Linked DNA regions of Homo sapiens: region 1 is linked to region 2. The links are chromatin loops, found by intact Hi-C in ENCODE. Cell type or tissue: heart right ventricle. All regions are shown on one strand. Each heading gives the region's core, and the rest is flanking DNA. Links, peaks and the distances in the headings are about the cores only. Region 1 overlaps LOC105378774 (a long non-coding RNA gene). Region 2 overlaps CACHD1 (cache domain containing 1).

Region 1 (10,132 bases), core at 926-8,925, 300 kb before region 2:
AGATATACCTAATGCTAAATGACGAGTTAATGGGTACAGCACACCAGCATGGCACATGTATACATATGTAACTAACCTGCACATTGTGTACATGTACCCTAAAACTTAAAGTATAATAATAATAAAATAAAATAAAAAATTTTAAATGTCTGATCTAGTATAGCTCAAAGGTCCCATCTGGTTTGAAAAATTGAGATTATTAATAAAAGAATAAAAATTAGAAGAAGGAAAATAGTCTCAGCAAAATGGACTTAAAATTTTAGGAATGTTTTCTAGACATGCTGGTTTGGGTCCAAAAAACTACCTACAGGGAAAGGTTCTCCTAATTATTTTGCCAGTACAGAACCACTTGAAACCACATGGCAGTGGTCACCTTGAGCTTGTGGAAAATAGCTGGCCCCTCCAGTTTTCAATTTAACTTGAAAGCAGAATGGATCTCTGATGATTGGTGATGACGAGCATCTTTTCATATGTGTATTGGCTATTTGTATATCATCTTTGGAGACATGTCTATTCAGACTTTTGCTCATTTTAAAATCAGCTTATTTGATGTTTTTGTAATTGTAGGAGCTCTTTACATATTCCGGATATTAACCCTCATTAAATCTATGATTAACAAATATTTCCTTTTATTCTGTAAACTTTTTTTTTTCAAGTTTGGGTCTCTCTCTGTCACTCAGGCTGGTGTGCAGTGGCATGATCATGTCTCATGGCAGCCTTGAACCCCTGGGTTCAAGCAATCCTTTTGTTTCAGCCTCCCAAGTAGCTGAGACCACAGGCACACACTACCAAAACTAGCTAATTAAAATTTTTTTTTTGTAGAAACAGGATCTCACTATGTTACCCAGGCTCGTCTCAAACCCCTGGCCTCACGTAATCTTCCTACCTTGGCCCCCCAAAGTGCTGAGATTACAGGTGTAAGCCACCATAACCAGGCTTATAAATTGCATTTTCACCCTCTTGTGTTCTTTGATGCACAAAAGTTCTTAAGTTTGCTATAGTTTCATTTGTCTGTTTTTTTTTATTTTGTTGCCTGTACTTTTGGCGTCATAGCCAAGAAATTCATGGCCAAGTTTAATGTCATTAAATTTTTCCACCATGTTTTCTTCTAGGAGTGTTGTAGTTTGGGGTCTTATGCTTAGAAGGTGCTGCTTTGAGACCCAGAGAAGACCTTGATCTTTTCATTTGAATAACTATCTTCATCCATCAGCTTAATGGATCATTTCAACCCTCAAGGCTAATATTCTAAGGGGAGCAAGAGAGTTCCCCTTATTCTAAGCTAACTTATCCCCACCACTGCCCCACCTCTGACCAAACCTTCATGTCCAATAGCCCTGCTGTTTCTTTGTGCAGTTGCAAAGGGGGAGATGTATGTCAACAGTCTCTTGAGAATGAAACGCTGCCTGCTTGCCTGCCTCCCTGTCCCCCATATCTTACTAATATATAAAAATATATGGGCCGGGCATGGTGGCTCATACCTGTAATCCCACCACTTTGGGAGGCTGAGGCGGGTGGATCACCTGAGGTTGGGAGTTCGAGACCAGCCCTACCAACAAGGAGAAACCCTATCTCTACTAAAAATACAAAAAAATAGCCGGGTATGGTGGTGCATGCCTGTAATCCCAGCTACTCAGGAGGCTGAGGTAGGAGAATTGCTTCAACCCGGGAGGCAGAGGTTGCAATGAGTTAAGATCGGGCCATTGCACTCCAGCCTGGGCAACAAGAGCAAAAATAAGTGGTAAGATGACTTGAAACCCTCTCTCTTCCTTTAGTGGGAAGAGGAACCTGGTGCTAAGAGAGAAGCATTTTGCACCCAGTGCTATTTACAGTAAAGTGATTTGAAGAAATTTTGTAATGAGACCCAGGATAGAGAGGATACAATTATGTCTACTTTCTACTTTCATATTTAGGCCCAGAGTCTTTGTTCCGTTACAGAATTGTGACCTTCCAGATAAGTCTAAGATAACCAATTTGTGGAAGACAGCACATTTCTATGACAACCAACATATAAAAGTATAGGTGAAGACCAGAAGAAGGGCCAAGAAGATTATGTGTTGTAATAACTTCCTGCTCTTTCAGGGACAAAGGAAAAGAGATTCAACTAATCCCAGAACTTTGGTAACAAAATTCCAGGCAAAGTTAACAAGTATGTTCCAAGTGTGATCCATAGGAATAATGGCAAAACAGTGGGACTTTCACTAAGCTGGAACTGTTTTTCTCCCAAAATAGCTAAAACCAACACAATGTGCAACTACAAATATTCCTCTATTTTGTGAAGATGATGCCATCTAACCAACATGAGAAATTCATATTACTAACATCAAGGATGTGGGGGCAGGTGCAGTGTCTCACACCTGTAATCCCAGCACTTTTGGAGGCCAAAGAGGGAGGACTGCTTGAAGCCAGGAGTTTGAAACCAGCCTGGGCAACAAAACAAGACCCCATCTTTACAAAAAAAAAAAATTATTTAACTTAGCCAGGTGAGGTGGTGCACATCTGTGCTTCCAGCTACTCAGTAGGCTGGGCTGGAGGAGCATTTGGAACCAGGTTTTAAAGGCTGTAATCATACCACTGCACTCCAGCCTGGGTGACAGAGTGAGGCTCTGTCTCAAAAAAAAAAAAAAAAAGGTAAACCTACTTCTTTTTTTTTAATTTTTAATTTTTGTGGGTAAATAGTAGGTGTATTTATTTATGGGGTATATGAGATGTTTTGATACAGGCATGCAATATGTCATAATTGCATAATGGAGAATGGGGTATCCATCCCCTCAAACATTTATCCTTTTTACAAACCACCCAATTACACTCTTCTCATTATTTTAAAATGTGCTGGTTAAGTTATTATTGACTATAGTCACCCTGTTGTGCTGTCAAATAGGAGGTCTTATTCATTCTATTTTTTTGTACCCATTAACCATCCCCACTTCCCCCCACCGCCAGCCCCTCACTACCCTTCCCAGCCTCTGGTAATCATCCTTCTACTCTCTATGTCCATGAATTCAGTTGTTTTGATTTTTAGATCCCACAAAGAAGTGAGAACATGCAATGTTTGTGTTTCTGTGCCTGGCTTATTTCACTTAACATAATGATCTCCAATTTGGTCCACGTTGTTACAGATGACAGGATATCATTCTTTTTTACAGATTAACAGTACTCCCTTGTATATATGTATCACATTTTCTTTATTCATTCATCTGTTGATGGACACTTAGGTTGCTTCCAAATATTGGCTATTGTGAACAGTGCTGCTGCAAAGAGTGTCTCTGCAAACAGATATCTCTTCCATATATTGATTTCCTTTCTTTTGGGTATATACTCAGCAGTGAGATTGCTGGATCATGTGGTAGCTCTATTTTTCGTTTTTTTAAGGAACTTCCAAACTGTTCTCCATAGTGGTTGAATTAATTTACACTTCCACCAATGGTGGAAAGCTTCCCTTTTCTCCACGTCCTCGCCAGCATGTTATTGCCTGTCTTTTGTATGTAAGCCTTTTAAACTGGGGTGAGATATCTCATTGTTGTTTTGTTTTGCATCTCTCTGATGATCAGTGATGGTGAGCACCTTTTCATATGCCTGTTTGCCATTTATGTGTCTTCTTTTGAGAAATGTCTATTCAAATATTTTGCCTATTTTTTAATTGGATGCTTAGATTTTTTTCCTATAGAGTTCTTTGAGCTCTTTATATATTCTGGTTATTAATCCCTTGTCAGATGGGTCGTTTGCAAATATTTTCTCCCATTTTGTGGGTTGTCTCTTGACTTTGTTGATTGTTTCCTTTGCCATGCAGAAGCTTTTTAACTTGATGTCATCTCATTTGTCCATGTTTGCTTTGGTTGCCTGTGGTTGTGGGGTATTGCTCAAGAAATCTTTGCCCAGACCCAATGTCTTGGACATTTTCCCTGAGGTTTTCTTGTCATAGTTTCATAGTTTCAGATCTTAGATTTAAGTGTTTAATCCATTTTAATTTGACGTTTCTATAGGTCAAAAGATAAGGATCTAGTTTCATTCTTCTGCATATGAATATCCAGTTTTCCCAGCACCATTTATTGAAGAGACTATCTTTTCCCCAGTGCATGTTTTTGGCACCTATGTTGAAAATGAGTTCACTGTAGGTGTGTGGATTTGTTTCTGGGTTCTCTATTCTCTTCCATTGGTCTATGTGTCTGTTTTTACGCCAGTACCATGCTGTTTTGTTTCCTATAGCTCTGTAGTATAACTTGAAGTTAGGTACTGCAGATTTGTTCTTTGTTCTTAGGATAGCTTTGGTTATTCTAGGTCTTTTGTGGTTTTATATAAATTATAGGTTTTTTTCTATTTCTGTGAAGAATGTCATTGGTTTACATTGAATCTGTAGATTGGGTAGTATGGACATTTTAGCAATATTGAATTTTCCAGTCCATGAACATGGAATATCTTTCCAGTTTTTGGTGTCCTCTTCAATTTCTTTCATTTGTGTTTTATAGTTTTCATTACAGAGAGATCTTTCACTTATTTGGTTAAGTTGATTGCTAAGTATTTAATTTTTTGTGGCTATTGTAAATGGAATTACTTTTTTCATTTCTTTTTCAGATTGTTCACTGCTGGCATATAGAAATGCTGATTTTTGTATGTTGATTTTGTATGATTTTATTTCTTGTGAAATATTAACTCTGGCCATTATTATGCTAAAAATGATGCATTTTCCTCTCTTCCTGTTCTGGGTTCCATTACAAACATTCTCCACATTCACTAACAATGAATGGTACCATTATAAAATGTCTTATTCCTAGTCCTTAAATTTCTTCTCTGGCCCTGGGAGAAGTTAAAGGAGTGGATAGGAAAAAGCATGTACTCTAATACACATGCGTAGAGAGAAAGGAAATCCCATAGTAGCTTGGTGGGCTGGGTGGGATGGGATTGGGTACCTTGATGTGAAACTGAGAAATCTAGCCCACTTCTTTCCTGAGACTTTATTCATATAATTAAACTTATTACAAGTCCTTACAACTTCTCTAAAAGTCCAAATTCCTTACTGACATTTCTCAGTTTAGACCTATAGTATTTTAGCCCATATCAACTTTTCTTTATTCTGCTCTGTAATTCTAAACCTGAGGGTCTACATACTACTTTTCCCAGAATTCCTTGACAACTGGCTGTTGTTGTTGTTGTTGTTATTTTTTGCCAGTAGAGGACACTGGCAGGACGTAGAAAATAAAAAGATGGAGAATCCATTCTTCCTCCTTCTTATCCGCTTCTAGAACTCCTCCGCAAGTGGCTGTATCCTTCCGCAACCCACATTATCTCCATAGTAGCGGCAACAGCCATGAGTTCTAGCATAGCCAAACAGCCTTTCTCTGCACATTTGGACTCCGGTAACACCAGATTCATCCTTTTGTCTCCCAGGCCTAAGAACTGTAGTCGCTTCATGCAGTTACTAAACTGTTGTTTACTAACCACTCCACCCCCTTTTTATTATAAATCTCTCTCTCTCATTCCCTTACCCATGTAACCAATTCCTTGTATTAAATTCCTTCTGTTTAAAATATCTAGAAATATTTCGGTTTTTTTTTTTTACTTGGATCCTGATTAACTCCAACCTACCTTTCTAGTCTTACCTCCTTCTTACCACTAAAATCAAACACTACCTCTTACACTGACCCACATATTATATGCTCCAGTCATACTGTACTTGCTCCCCTTTCACCTAAGTCATATGCCACTTTTAAAAAAAAATCAGGAACAACTTGGATCAAACAAAACTAACCTTTCAGATTTACCACAGGAAGAAAGAATATTGCCATGATAGAGTCTTTGTATTATCAATCCACCTTCTGTTAATAATTTTGAAAGTTTTGTTTTCAGATTAAGAATTTGTGGGGCTGGGGCTGGGGAAGACTGAGGATATAGTTACTTTTAGTCGTAGAGAAATAAAATTACATTTGCACCTGTGAATACTTAATGAAAATCGTACTTGCACCATCCCACATCAAATTAATTTCTTTTTTCTCTTTCCATTGCTCTCCCTTACCTTTGAATTTTAACATAGACTTTGGCATAATAAACTTACTGTTCCTCAGTTTAATTACTCAAGAAAAAGACCTAAGTTCTATGACCTGGTAGTTGGTAATTTTGCTTTGATGTGAATTTGATCATGAATTCTTTGCAGATGGTGCAAAACCAGAATGGCTTATTGATGAGTGAGGCTGGCAGAGCGGTGCCTCCTACATTTCTCTATAGGAGGGACTTAGAGGATACAATCTGGCTTTTAGGGCTTGCTTGGCCAACATTACGTTAACTTTGATCAAGAAAAATAGCAACATTTTCTTAAGATACATGTATTCATTCTTTATATTAGAATCAGAGAATGTCAATTGTCCATATCAAATAATTCTTTTTATTGTTATTGTTATTAATTGAATGTCGTGGAAGGGGACATTTAGAAAGGGAAGTATTTGCTCTCTACTGCTATTACTGCTAGCTGACCGCAAGACCAGAATCTGAGCTCAATGTGGCTCTGTTGTTCTCTTCTCATTACCAAGTATATAGTAGCTTTAAGGATGTAACAAAAATATTCTGTGTGAGAAGAAATCCAACTGACAGTGCTGATGATAAAGAGACAGTGCTGCAATAGACAGAACTAAAGTCTGAGAAAGTGAAAGTATTCACATTTGAGGATTAGCAACTGTTTCAGATACATCACCTGTGAATGTCAAGAAACTACTCTAAAATGTAGATTGCAGAAAATTTGGAAAGAGGAGGGGCACACCCATAATCCCATAATTCCAAAACAGCAAGATGAACATTTTGGAATATATATTTCCAGCTGGTTGGTTTTCTATGTTTTGAATACTGAGGTGATAGTATCCTACCTTTTTTATCGAACATATCAATAAAAAACTGCCAACAGATAACTTTTAACAGACCTATTCCACTGTGTTGAAGTAATACAATTTACTTAATAATTGTCCTAATCAACTATGAATTTTCTAATTTTATTACCATCATAAATAACACTATAGTGACCATTTTATAAATGAATTTAACTGAAATTTCACAATCTTAGGGATATGTGTGTATATATGTATATCTGTGAACACATACATGTACATAGATATACATACATATGTGTATGTGTATGCATATAAGTGGAACTATTAAAAGATTGTGAATATTTTAAAATGTATTAATTCATATTACAAAATGCTTTCCAGAGAGATTAGTCTAATTTGTATCCCCAGTAGCTGTATAAGAGAGTATTTATCTCACTATACTCTTGCTAATATTGAGTATTATCACTTTTAATAATTAGATCTTAGTGATGATACGACAGAAAAATCTAATTCATTCTGATCTAAATCTGCTTTGCAATGTTTTAATAACTATTTGTTGAATAAACTGTTCTTTCACCACTGATTTATCTCTTTTATTCTTAAATGATTGTATAGAATACAGTCTTTATGGACTCTTCCTGTCCTATCTGTCTAATTTTTGTACAGATACCACAAACACTTATTTACTGTAATTTCATAATGTGTTTTGCTCTCTGATAGCACGTCATTAGTCTTTTTAGCATAGTTCTAAGCTAATTTCACCTTTTTAGAACACTTTTGGTTTTACTTCTGCTATAGCACATTGTGTTTTACCTTAAATTATGGCTGCATAACTTATCTCCCAGAAGAAACAGAAAACTCATTGAAGGTGGAGATTTTAAAATCTTTTTTACTGTGTCCCTTTCCAAATCACAGTTATTTACTCAAAAAAATATAGCAAAACCTTTCAACTGCAGGCAAATGGTTTGTTAGAATCAACTTCAAAACAGTCCGTATTCTCTTCCTTTCTGAATTTCCTGGAATCTTGAAGAAGCTCCTTCATCACCTCTATTTCACATCCCTCAATCACACCAGTCATATCCAACAATTCCTTAAGCAAGAACATAAAGAACTGATAATTGCTTCTGAGGGTAATTTGTTCGACACACTGACCTATATATATCGAACCCACTAATAAGCACTATTGAAAGACAAACTAATAGATCATTATTATTATACAGGCTAAATGGAGATATAGCTAAATAGTAATGAATTTTATTTGGTAATTGCCCACATAAGAGAAAAAATTATCATTTAAAAGAACTGTAGTTACTAATTAGTTACTAACTCTACCTGTCTTCTGTGACTTTTATTGTCTCTAAAAATAGTACAGATGTTCATTGGAGACATTCACAAACCAAATAAGTGGCCCTTTATTTGTTTAAGAAATTAATTTGATCAAAGAAGTAGTTTCTAAATCAAAGTATTCTTTGGAAACACCTAATGATTTAAAACATAGATTCCTTGATACCATATAGAAAGTTTGACTTCATAAAGCCAGGGTTGGAACCAGGAATCTGTTTTGGTTTTTTTCCTTTTTAAACTCCCTAGATGATTCTAATATAGCTGTTTGGGAACTACTAGGTTAGAACATGTTATTAATGAGGCTGAGATCATTGCAATACATTTATTCTATTTTATGTATTATTATTATTATTATTATTGAGAAAGGATATGGCTCTGTTGTCCAGACTGGAGTGCAGTGGTGTGATCATGGCTCACTGCAACCTCAAATTCCTGGACTCAAGCGATCCTCTCACCTCAGCCTCCTGAGTGGCTAGGACTACAAGTGTGCACCACCATGCCCAGCTAATTTTTGTTTTTTTTGTAGAGACAGGGTTTTGCCATGTTGCCTAGGCTCGTTCGCTCTATTTTTTTAAGACATAAATATTCTACAAGATTCCATTCAAAATCATTAGGTGTTATAGGGGGCCCAGAGGAGTTGATTCCCAGGTAACTTGACATTTTCATAGAAGTGACAAGAAAAATAGACAAGGGGCATCCATGCCGGAATCATTTATCTTTCAAATCTTCATAGGATGTACTTTTAACTCTTGGATCAGAACAGCATGCCTGGGACTGGTCTTCATGTAAGAAGCGGAGGGAATTCCAGATTGAATTGAAGGACACCAGACAGGTACCATCCCTTGCCATCCACTCCCACTCCACCAGCCTTTTTGGCAAATTATCTCCCCTATTGCCATTATAACAGAAATCTTATATTTAAAACTTGATTCCTTCCAGTTACTCCCTAATTATTCTATTCACTCTATATCATAACTGAACATCCATAATTACTAGACAGGATGCTAATCTCTGGCAAGAGGGCCATAAGCAACTCAATCTCGATCCTCGGGGAGTTGAAATCCAGAGTGGGATGCAGCCCTCTTCATCTATAACACAGCAATGATATGTGCAGTGAAAGAAGAGGGCTCTGAACCCAGATGAGAAGGTGAAATGAAGTGAGGACCCACAGGCACACCATATTAATTGTGCTCCGCTTTATTGCGCTTCATTATATTGCAATTCACAGATACTGCATTTCTTTACAAATTAAAGGTTTGTGGCAACGCTGCGCTGAGCGGGTCTATTGGCACCATTTTTCCAACAACATATACTCAATTCATGTCTCTGTCATATTTTGGCAATTCTCACGATATTTCAAACTTGTTCATTATTATTATATCTGTTACAGTGATCTGTGATCAACGATCTCCGATGTTTCTGTGGTAATTGTTTTGGGCAGCATAGACCACACCTATATAAGATGGTGAACTTAACTGATCAATGCTGGATGGGTTCTGACTGATCCACCGACCGACTTCCCCCTCTTTCTTCCTTTCCTCAGGCCTCCCTATTACCTAAGATACAAAAATATTGAAATTAGGCCAATTAATAACCTACAATGGCCTCTAAGCATTCAAGTGAAAGAGCCACACATCCCTCATTTTATTATTTATTTATTTATTTATTTTTTGAGACAAAGAGTCTCGCTCTGTCACCCAAGCTGGAGTGCAGTGGCACGACCTTGGCTCACTGCAACCTCCGCCTCCCCAGTTCAAGCGATTCTCCTGCCTCAGCCTCCTGAGTATCTGGCACCCGCCACCATGCCAGGCTAATTTTTGTATTTTTAGTAGAGAGGATTTCACCACATTGGCCAGGCTGATCTCAAACTCCGAACCTCGAGTGATCCACCTGCTTCAGCCTCTCAAAATGCTGGGATTACAGGCATGAACTACCATGCCTGGCCTCATCTCTCATTTTAAATCAAAAACTAGAAATGA
Region 2 (10,132 bases), core at 613-8,612:
GGCACACTGTGGCTGTGATGGGCATTGACTTCACACTCAGATACTTCTACAAAGTTCTGATGGACCTATTACCTGTCTGTAACCAAGATGGTGGCAACAAAATAAGGTAAGTGCTTTGGGGATGCTATTTCCTTTCTAGCTGCAGTTTAAAAATAGATGTCAGGTATCTCTAGTTGAATGGGAACCGCATAGTTATGGTCAGGAATAGAAATCTAATTTATGGCCTGGGTGTCCTATTAAGAAGGTTTTTGTTCTTTTTCTCTTCTTTCGTTTTTCTGAGATGCATACTGTTTATGATTTAGACAGACTCAGCACACAACAAGAAAAATAACTGTAGCATGGAATGCACCAAAAGCTCTTGTTTCCCTGGAAGTCAGTAATTAGAGGCTTCCCATATCTTTGGTACTAGAAAGACCAGAGAGGACTCTTGGGTAGGACTTTTGATGTTAACTTTGTCATTAAACCAAAGTCTTTGTGACATTTTCAGCTGCTTAGACTGTTCCTTTTACATTTCCCCAGAAAGAGACCATGGAACCAAAAGTCTCTGCCTCCTGAATTTCAAAAGAACTTGTCTGATCAAAGCAAGGGCATACCCTTGATTTAATGCAGGCTGCTTTTAAAAATAGCTTTCTTAGTTCCACCTCATGGTTCATGCTTCGTGTCATTGGCCCTTATGGGGAAATGCAGAATTCCTGGCAAACTGATATCACTAATGTAAAGTAAAATAAAGCAAAATATAGTCTTGATTAAAGCAGTTCTAGCTTCATTTATTGTTTCTATCAAATATAGATCAAATATAGTAGTCCCCCTCTTATCTTTGGTCTCGCTTTGTGAGGGTTCAGTTACCCATAGCATAATACAATAAGATATTTTTATAGAGACAGAAAGACCACATTCACATAACTTTTATTACTGTTATAATTGTTCTATTTTATTATTAGTTAATGTTGTTAATCTCTTACTGGGCCTAATTTATAAATTAAACTATCACAGGTAGATATATATAGGGAAAAACCTGTATATGTAAGGTTCAGTACTATCATCACTTTCAGGCATCCATTGGGGGTCTTGGAACATATCTTCCACAGATAAGGGAGAAGGACTACTGTATATTTTTATACATCCCCTGCGTGTTGTTATTTTGTGTATATTTATCATTGAAAGAAGAAATTATATGCTTTACTTCAAATCTGTCAGTAGAAATACTCAAGTCTACTTCCTTTAGGATCTGCTTGCCTGGAAAAAAAGAACAAACTTCCCATTCATACATCTTTGCAAAAGGTCTGAGTCCATCTTACTCGGACTGGGTGAGCGCATTCTGTATACACTATGTAGGTGACCACAGAGTCAGGTGTAACTCTTACCTTAACCTCTACTCTAGGTGACCCGCAACCTCAAAAATCATGTACCTGTCTACCTGCCTGCCAGCTTCCCTTCATTTTTCCAATGAGTATTTATTGAGAACCTGGGATAAATGCAGTTTGTTTCAGGGCTAGCAAGATAAATGCTCTCTGAATACGTTTGAAAAAAAAAAAAACAGCTGATATGAATGAGGGGCATAACTTGTTTTGGTACAGGTGCTTCATAATGGAGGACAGGGGTTATCTGGTGGCGCACCCGACTCTCATCGACCCCAAAGGACATGCACCTGTGGAGCAGCAGCACATCACCCACAAGGTATTTGTCACAAAGCTGAGCTGCTCAGTTCTCCAACCTCCTGCAGCTCACTACATGGCATATGTCTTCTGTTCTCTTTGGCCTTGGTAGGAGCCCCTGGTAGCAAATGATATCCTCAACCACCCCAACTTTGTAAAGAAAAACCTGTGCAACAGCTTCAGTGACAGAACGGTCCAGAGGTTTTATAAATTCAACACCAGCCTTGCGGTAAGTTGATCTGATTCCTTAACACTCTCATTTTTCCATCCCATTATGGAACATGAATTGGAATCATGGCTAGTGTCTGAATATTATTCCTACCTGTTTCATCGCCTTAGAACTATAGAATGATAGGAGGAGACAGGAGCTTAGTTCCAGTTCCCAGTTTGACAATTGGGAGATATAAAGCTCAGAGTAGAAAAGTAAAAGTTTTAAGGTCTCTCAGTTGGTATTTTGTTTTGGTTTTATTTGTTTAAAGACTTTCCCAATGTAAGTCCTTTGAAATATCTGCTGAAGTTGGTTCCCACAGTCTTGTATAAATATATGTGGCACCATGTGTTCCTCTCTTCCTGTCTTCTAGAGATCACTCGGGCTCCTTAAATTCCCAAGGCCAAGTTAGGTCAGTTCTTGATCATTTGCTCTATGAGATGGGAACTCTTATGTAAATCATCTGAAAATAATGTCTTTTTTTAGCTTAGAGTACTCTGTATAGTTTGAGTTGCTGCAAATTTACCTGGTTATGGTTAAAGATCTTAAGGACATTCTCATTAATTTATAAATAATCCTAGTTGGGAGAAAGCTAAAATGGGGAATGAAAGAACATTCAAAAAGCTATTTACAGGAAGTAGGTTTTTTATTTAGAATAGGCATTTATGTCAGTCATTAAGTATGTAATTAATTTTTAAAATGTACTGGGTTAAATTAAAAATCCTAAACTGAGTCTCAAAAACTCTATTGCAGAAAGCAATTATCTGGTGGAAAAGAGTAGTTTAAAACATGAATATGTTAATAGAATGGTGTGTTCAAAGCAAGGGAAGTCATTATTACCCTGTTCAGACCCCATACCATTTTGAGAAGCACTGTTTTTAAAGGAGACATTGACAAATGAGACTGCCAAGTAAGGTTGTCATAGGAAAGTCTGACTTATTCTGTGTATCTTCTATTATTTATGCAATGATTTCTGGAGTCTTCAGCACACAATGCCAGGATACTCAGGTAGATACTTCTCAAAAGGCAAATTCGAATAATTTATTGGCCCAAGTTATCCCCAAATGGAATTAGAGCATTCCTGGGTATTGGGGCTGTCAGGACTCCAAGCCTATGTTACTGCTTATGTTCTAGAGGTGGGTGTCTTCCAGACAGTTAGAAATTCATGTAGACCTCTAAAAACCCATTGAGTGCTATGATTCTCAGAACTAAGCTAATCCTCACCAAGCATATATACAGGGTGAATGGCATGAAACAAGCTTGAGGTGAAATAATTTGCCTAGTGTATCTGACACACATGCAGAAAAATGATTACATGCAACTCTACAATACCACTTTGGAATCTTTGATTTTCTAATATGATAAACAAAATTGGCAATTCAAGAAACTTGCTATCACATTTTCTTGTTATGGAATGAAGAAAAGGGATACTTGTTTTAGTTGGATTATTTAAATATTCTAGAAGCAGAAATTTGCCTGTTAGGTTTGATTTTTAAATAATTTTATTATTATAAAAGGAAAAAGGTTCATCACCCAAAGAAAGGGGAATGCACAATTTGTGGTTAACTAGGTTTGCATGTGAATAAATTTTAAACTATTCCTTCCCTGAAAATTGTCTTTTATTGCTTCTTGAAGTATTCATTTTCCTGGTATATTGTTATGTGTTAAGAAAAAACAGATTTTAATAACAGTTATAAAAGTTACATTTGTATAAGCACAGATAAAAGAATTCATAATATATACACAGCTGTTCAATGGGAGATATCTCTGATTATGAATAATTTTTATTTTCTAAATTTTTAACAGTGACTATATATTTTTTAACAGTGACTTTTGTAATCAGAAACATTTTATTTTAAGCTATTTTTCGTAGGTAGTTGAAGAGTTGTTTTCACCAAGGTAGGGCTGAGTCTTTGCATTGCTGTCTGTCATTTCTGATACCTTGATTGTTCTGTAGGGGGATTTGACGAACCTTGTGCATGGCAGCCACTGTTCCAAATACAGATTAGCAAGGATCCCAGGAACCAACGCGTTTGTTGGCATTGTCAACGAAACCTGCGACTCTCTTGCCTTCTGTGCCTGCAGCATGGTGGACCGACTCTGTCTCAACTGTCACCGGTAAAAATGCAATGGGTCATATTCTGTGTTCACCACACTGTTTAATATTTCAACTGATGTCAGGCATTTTGAAGTGCAAAATAAACAGAAAGTGCTGGTGTGTGTCCTGAAGAAAAGTCACAGTTACAAAGCCACTTAGAGCTGTGCCGTTTGCAGCATCCTTGTCCAAAGAACAATGGATTAAGGCCATTTATGTATTTAACCTTTGGCTGTAACTTCTTTTTTACTATTCTTTTAAACTAGCTCAGAGCTTCATTATTTTGCTTCCCCAGCACATGTACAACTTACAGTTTGCCATTGACCTTCTGCATAGTAACTTTCTTTTTGCTTTTCAGAATGGAACAAAATGAATGTGAATGTCCTTGTGAGTGCCCTCTAGAGGTCAATGAGTGCACTGGCAACCTCACCAATGCAGAGAACCGGTAAAATAATTAATAATAATAATAATAATAATAATAATAATAATAATAATAATAATACATATGTAATACTGTGAGTCTCTTATAGATTTGTTTTGAGTTAGGGCGTATAAAGATGATTCATTCTAATGATAGAACTAACTGTTCAGTGAGCCAGAATTCAAGCTCCGTAGTGCCATAAAATGATGCCTGTTTCAAGGTTTAAATTTAACTGCTGTAAAAGTATTAAGAGTGTATGTGCTACATACAAAAAAATGTGAGAATGTTTCAAGCATTTACTAAGTGTCTACCATGTGTTGAGTACGTTATGCACATTAAGTCACTTAGTGTTCTAATTAACCCTGTGATAAATATGCAAGTGTTTTTTACACACGTATGATGTGTTCTACAGCATTATTTATATCAGTGACAGATTTTAACACCAGGAAAATAAATTGTAATAAACCCCTTCTCTAGAAATTAAGAGTGTCATGTGTGTTTGTATTGTGTGTGTATAATTGTTTGTTGAGACATGGTCTCACTCTGTTGCTCAGGATGGAGTGCAGTGGCGCGATCATGGCTCACTGCAACCTCTACCTCCAAAGCTCAAGCAATCCTCCCACCTTTCTACCTCCCTCGTAGCTGGGACTGCAGGCATGTGATTCCCAAGCCTGTCTAAATTTTGTTGCTGTAGTAGTACTTTTCGTAGAGATGAGGTTTCATCATGTTGCCTAGGTTATTTGTATTACTTCTACTGTATATAAAGATAAGTAAATTGAAGCTCAGAGTTGTTAAGTGATTGATACAAGGTTACACACTAAGTGGCAAAGCCAGGATTCAAACCCAAATCTGTCTGACTGCTGTTAAGGACCAGGAGCATGAGTTTGGAATGTGGGCGGTGGTCGTCTTAACCTCCAGACTTACCTCCTGCACAGAAACCCCAGCTGCGAGGTCCACCAGGAGCCGGTGACATACACAGCTATTGACCCTGGCCTGCAAGATGCTCTTCACCAGTGTGTCAACAGCAGGTGCAGTCAGAGGCTGGAAAGTGGGTAAGCAGAATCTAGTAAAGAATTGAGGTTTTCCAGCTAATATTTATTATTCCTACTCTTCGTGTTTTAAAAAGGTATGTCAGTTTTTCAGATCTGAAACTGATTTCCATAAGCCTTTACCCACCAGATTAAATGTTGTCTCGTTCCCACTTATTACCCGTATTTAGCGTGTGTACCATATGTTAGTAGCCTCATCTGTGAATGGGAGTTTTTCTTGAAATAAAAGACTTGTGAGGGGCCATGGCATGAAGCAGCAGGGCAAGGGAGGAGGAACCCCTGAGGTCCAGAAGCAGAACCCAGTGGTCAAGGCTCTAGGTGTGATATTTTGAAGCTCATTTATTTTCCTTTCTTAGGAAACACATCTGCTTCATGATAGTTTTGAGAACTAAAAACTACATGTTCCCCGCTCTCTCCCCACTCCTCAGGTGGGATTAGGAGTTTGGGACTAGACATTATGGAAATAGTGGCTGTGGTAGACTAAGTAAAGGGGAGTTGGTTTTTAGCTTATTGTAGCTGTAGCTTGCCATTTTATTAAACAGTGTTTAGAGGGATAGCTTACTCTGCTTTGCGTGTGTATTTTAGCAAAGGAATTGTGGCATCAAACTGATTAATTTGGGATGTTATACAGTAGCCCCAAGTCAATTAAGTTTGGGAAATGCTGACACTGCATATATTCTCTTGAGACAGTCACAATGCATGTAATACACTAAAGGCTCTGAGAAATTGGCAGTGAGGAAACCTGTGGTGACTGGCCAAGTATTTCCAAACTTATTGGACTTTTTTTTTTATTTTTTTAAATGACCCCACACTTGGGGGATGTTAAGCCAGAGTCTAACAAACATTGGGGTCATTTCTGTTTGGTCTTGTAAGATGATTTTGAATAGCCCCATGATGTGTGGATGTCATTATTTAATTCACAGAGAGCAGTTTTATTTCTCTCCTTTCCAAGTTGTTAAGAGGCATAAAACAGTTATTTCCCTGGCAGTCTATTGCTATTCTCATTTTATAAGGAAAGGAAACTAAAGCTCAAGAAATTCACAGCACTAGTAAGTAATGGAGATCCTGAGAACTGTCTGATGCCCACACTTAAGTGCTGTCCCCTGCCCCACACTGCTTTATAGAAGACTAAGTATTGTTTTTCTGGCAGGGACTGTTTTGGGGTGCTGGATTGTGAATGGTGCATGGTGGACAGTGATGGAAAGACTCACCTGGACAAACCCTACTGTGCCCCCCAGAAAGAATGCTTCGGGGGGATTGTGGGAGCCAAAAGTCCCTACGTTGATGACATGGGAGCAATAGGTATGTTTGTTAGATGCCCCAACAATTTGATTCTTGAATATACAATTTCCTGCCTATATGCTAGGACATCTTAAAATAATCCTCTTCCCAACTTCCCTGATTCCTTTGCTGGTAGTCTTTAGTTACAAAACCAAGGCAGATAATTACCTTCAGAACTGGCTAAATATTCTATGCAGAGAGAGTGAGTGGCCATCTGTGCTGCCAAATTTTACAAGCCTGGAATTCATTCCCATAAAGCTTGTTCTGATAAATATAAGGACTGGTTTCTGCATGGCCAAACTCTGGAGTCTGTTTGGATATGCACGCCAGCTGTCAGAAGCACAGGGCCGTGTACGGAGTGACCACTGTATGTCTAGTGCCTGCTAAAACCTTCACTCACAACTTTTGCAAGGTAGAAGTCTTATAGCTACAAATCAGTATTTGGGGCCTTGGAGTCAACAGAAGCCAGAGCTACCCAGTGCATCTGGGACAGCTTAGGATGAAGCACAAGGACACCACAGGGTGGACAGCCCCTGGGATCAGTCTCCAAGACCTCAAAAATACTGCCAAGATTAGATTGCTTACCTGAGATTTTTTTTTTCAGTCTTTCCAGAATTAGCACCAAGGCCTAATTCTTAGATGGCAGTAGAGTCAAATATTTAAATCCTTAGTTAATACCTTGATTTTTAACATCACTTACATCAGCCTGTCTAGAAGAAAAGCTCATATGTGGGGAAGGATTTTGAGCTTGTATGTTACTGCTGAACTAGGTGAGGGTACATATGTGAAAGTGACTTGGCTCTGAGAAATCACTTTCTATGCTCACCTGCAGTTTCCTATCTGGAAAGCACAAATGGCCTTTTAAAGGAAACCCATAAGCTTCGAAACTTGATCCGGTTAGCGCATATTTATTGGACCTGGTGCCTTTTATTTCAGTGGTTACTCTGTACTAGGTGACTTTTCCTCTCTTCCAAGAGTAACTCATACCCCAGGGAGCTAGGACTCTGTTGGTGTTGGATGCTGCCTGTGTAAGCAATTCTTCTGGTCTGCTCACTCTTCCCAGCAGTCCTTGCCATTTGTGCTCCTGCTCTGCCTAGCAACCAACACTGGAGAACCAGGAATTAAATGTAGCCTCCGCTCCCACGTTCCCATGCGTCATGTTTGAGGAACTCAAAGCCTAACTAAGCATCTGTTTATCTTCCGCCAACCCCCTTCCCACTGTATTCCCTCCCATCTCACCATCCTTACTTTCTTCCCCACTTGGGAAATCTTAACAAGAAACATCTTCTTGCTCTTTCACTGAAGGTGATGAGGTGATCACATTAAACATGATTAAAAGCGCCCCTGTGGGTCCTGTGGCTGGAGGGATCATGGGATGCATCATGGTCTTGGTCCTGGCGGTGTATGCCTACCGCCACCAGATTCATCGCCGGAGCCATCAGCATATGTCTCCTCTTGCTGCCCAAGGTGAGCTCAAAATGAACCCCACAGGGGAGGCAGCAGCCAGGCTAGAAGGACAGTGGCGGGTTGTGTAAGCCTCTAAGGAACTGTCAGAACAGTGCTATACTTTCAGCTTCTGTGGAGTCATTTTGGAAGTTCCCAAAGCCTGCTTTCTTCTTCAGTGCCTAAACCCTACAAGCTCTATTTTGATCCCCGGAAAAATCCCTGGATCCTCTCCTTACCAGCATTAGCCCCCAGTGGCCTGCCTCTGCAATAAGCCAGTCAGGGGAGCTGGGATGCTGAGTGGGAAATTTTGTTTGTTAGATGTGCTGCCCTTGCAATTCCAAAAAGACAGGCAAATCAAAGATACCCCAGATCACTAATGGCAAGAATATAATCTGTTCGATTGCAGCTGCCATTATGTAGTGTGAATAAACACACATTTGAATAATCACATCTCTTAAAACAGGATAAGTCGGCCAATCGCGGTGGCTCATGCCTGTAATCCCAGCACTTTGGGAGGCCGAGGTGGGTGGATCATTTGAGGTCAGGAGTTCAAGACCAGCCTGGCCAACATGGTGAAACCCCGCCTCTACTAAAAATACAAAAACTAGCCGGTGCGGTGGCACCTACCCGTGGTCTGAGCTACTTGGGAGGCTGAGGCAGGAGAATCGCTTGAACCCAGGAGATGGAAGCTACAGTGAGCCAAGATCGCGCCATTGCATTCCATTCTGGGCGAAAGAGTGAGACTCCATCTGAAAAAAAAAAAAGTCATCGAAGCCAAGTACAAAATGATTCACCTATAATCATGGCCTCAATACCACGTGCAGTATCTATACTCTGTTTAAGTGCAGTATCTGTACTCTGTTTGCAGGGAACAAAACTGTTTAATGGCCATCTCCATCCTTCCTAAAACCCCAGTCCCCGGGGATGTGTTGACCTGACCTTTTTGGAGGTGAAGTTAACTCATCTTCCTGGCCACTTAGCTCACTCTAACAGCTGTAATGACAGGTTGATGTTAAAGCATTTCACTATGGCCACAAGCCTGAAGGGGAATCATGGAGTAATGTTACCTGATTTAGTAACAGGGATAATCACCATGTGCTTCCCTTGGTGAGATTCAGCTAGACTGAGGATGACCGTCATCCAGTGTTAGCTTATGCCTGGCCTTTTGGAGGCTTTTGTTGCACCATTTCACCAACACAGTCAGTCATTTTTCAATCCCTTTCCTTCTGTTTCAGTACTTTAGTAGAGGATTAAAGATTTGTTGGCCTCAATCAACTTCTTTTCTCCTCCTTTCTCAGAAATGAATTTCAGATGTCTCTTGATTACTTGTTCTTCTTGTTTGGATTCCTGCTCCCTCCTCCTTTAAAAAAACATGGGGCATCAGTTCATTCCCTTCTAAGATGGGATTCATTCTTGATGGAATGCTGTCACCCAGCCATCAAACAAGTGCTCAGCAGGGTATTAAAGCGGGTGATTTTGTTTGATTAAATAGTCATGTTTCTCTCTTTTTAATGATGGGTAGAAATGTCAGTGCGTATGTCCAACCTGGAGAATGACAGAGATGAAAGGGACGACGACAGCCACGAAGACAGAGGCATCAGTGAGTATTCAGCTGCCTTGCTGCAGAATGTGTCAGCAGGAGGCTAATCCAGAATAAATATTCTTTCTTATATCCTTTTGGCTTGTATTAAAATTTAAGAAGCTTTGACACGGTGGCTGGGTTTTTTTAGTTGTTTTTTTCCATCCTTTTTTGTTAGGAGTACGTGTAGGTCTTTGTTTTAGAGAATCTCAAAAGATTTTATTGTGTTTTTTTTTTTTTTTTTTTTTTTGCATTAAGTGTGTTGGCCTAAAACAGCTCACCCTTTCCTTTGTTTCTCTTGCTCATTATTTTCCAACCATAGTATTTTAGAAAAGGAAGTTTCAGGTATGCATTTTTTAAAAAATCCCTTAACTAGTATGTACAACTCAGGGAGGAAA

What was found. Peaks named below come from ENCODE experiments on the same cell type or tissue, not always from the same donor. Only the 100,000 strongest peaks of a DNase experiment are listed, where the experiment ranks them.
Region 1: a loop joins it to region 2, with 5 times the contacts of the local background. A loop is called at or near these places in 13 of 110 quality-filtered maps.

What each region holds. Positions count from the first base shown.
Region 1 is chr1:64,373,777-64,383,908 of GRCh38, forward strand. It overlaps LOC105378774 (a long non-coding RNA gene), which reads left to right. Exons shown (of 3, transcript XR_947460.4): 2 at 8,887-8,985; 3 at 9,544-9,795. Among named protein-coding and RNA genes, the nearest start is that of CACHD1, 91 kb to the right of the region's middle. In heart right ventricle, for the core only: a CTCF peak has its summit at 5,160 (motif pointing right); no DNase peak of the experiment used is centred there.
Region 2 is chr1:64,671,581-64,681,712 of GRCh38, forward strand. It overlaps CACHD1 (cache domain containing 1), which reads left to right. Exons shown (of 27, transcript NM_020925.4): 17 at 1-106; 18 at 1,578-1,677; 19 at 1,768-1,884; 20 at 3,821-3,981; 21 at 4,317-4,403; 22 at 5,315-5,431; 23 at 6,579-6,730; 24 at 8,015-8,176; 25 at 9,678-9,755. Among named protein-coding and RNA genes, the nearest start is that of RAVER2, 68 kb to the right of the region's middle. In heart right ventricle, for the core only: CTCF peaks have their summits at 4,369 (motif pointing left) and 4,576; no DNase peak of the experiment used is centred there.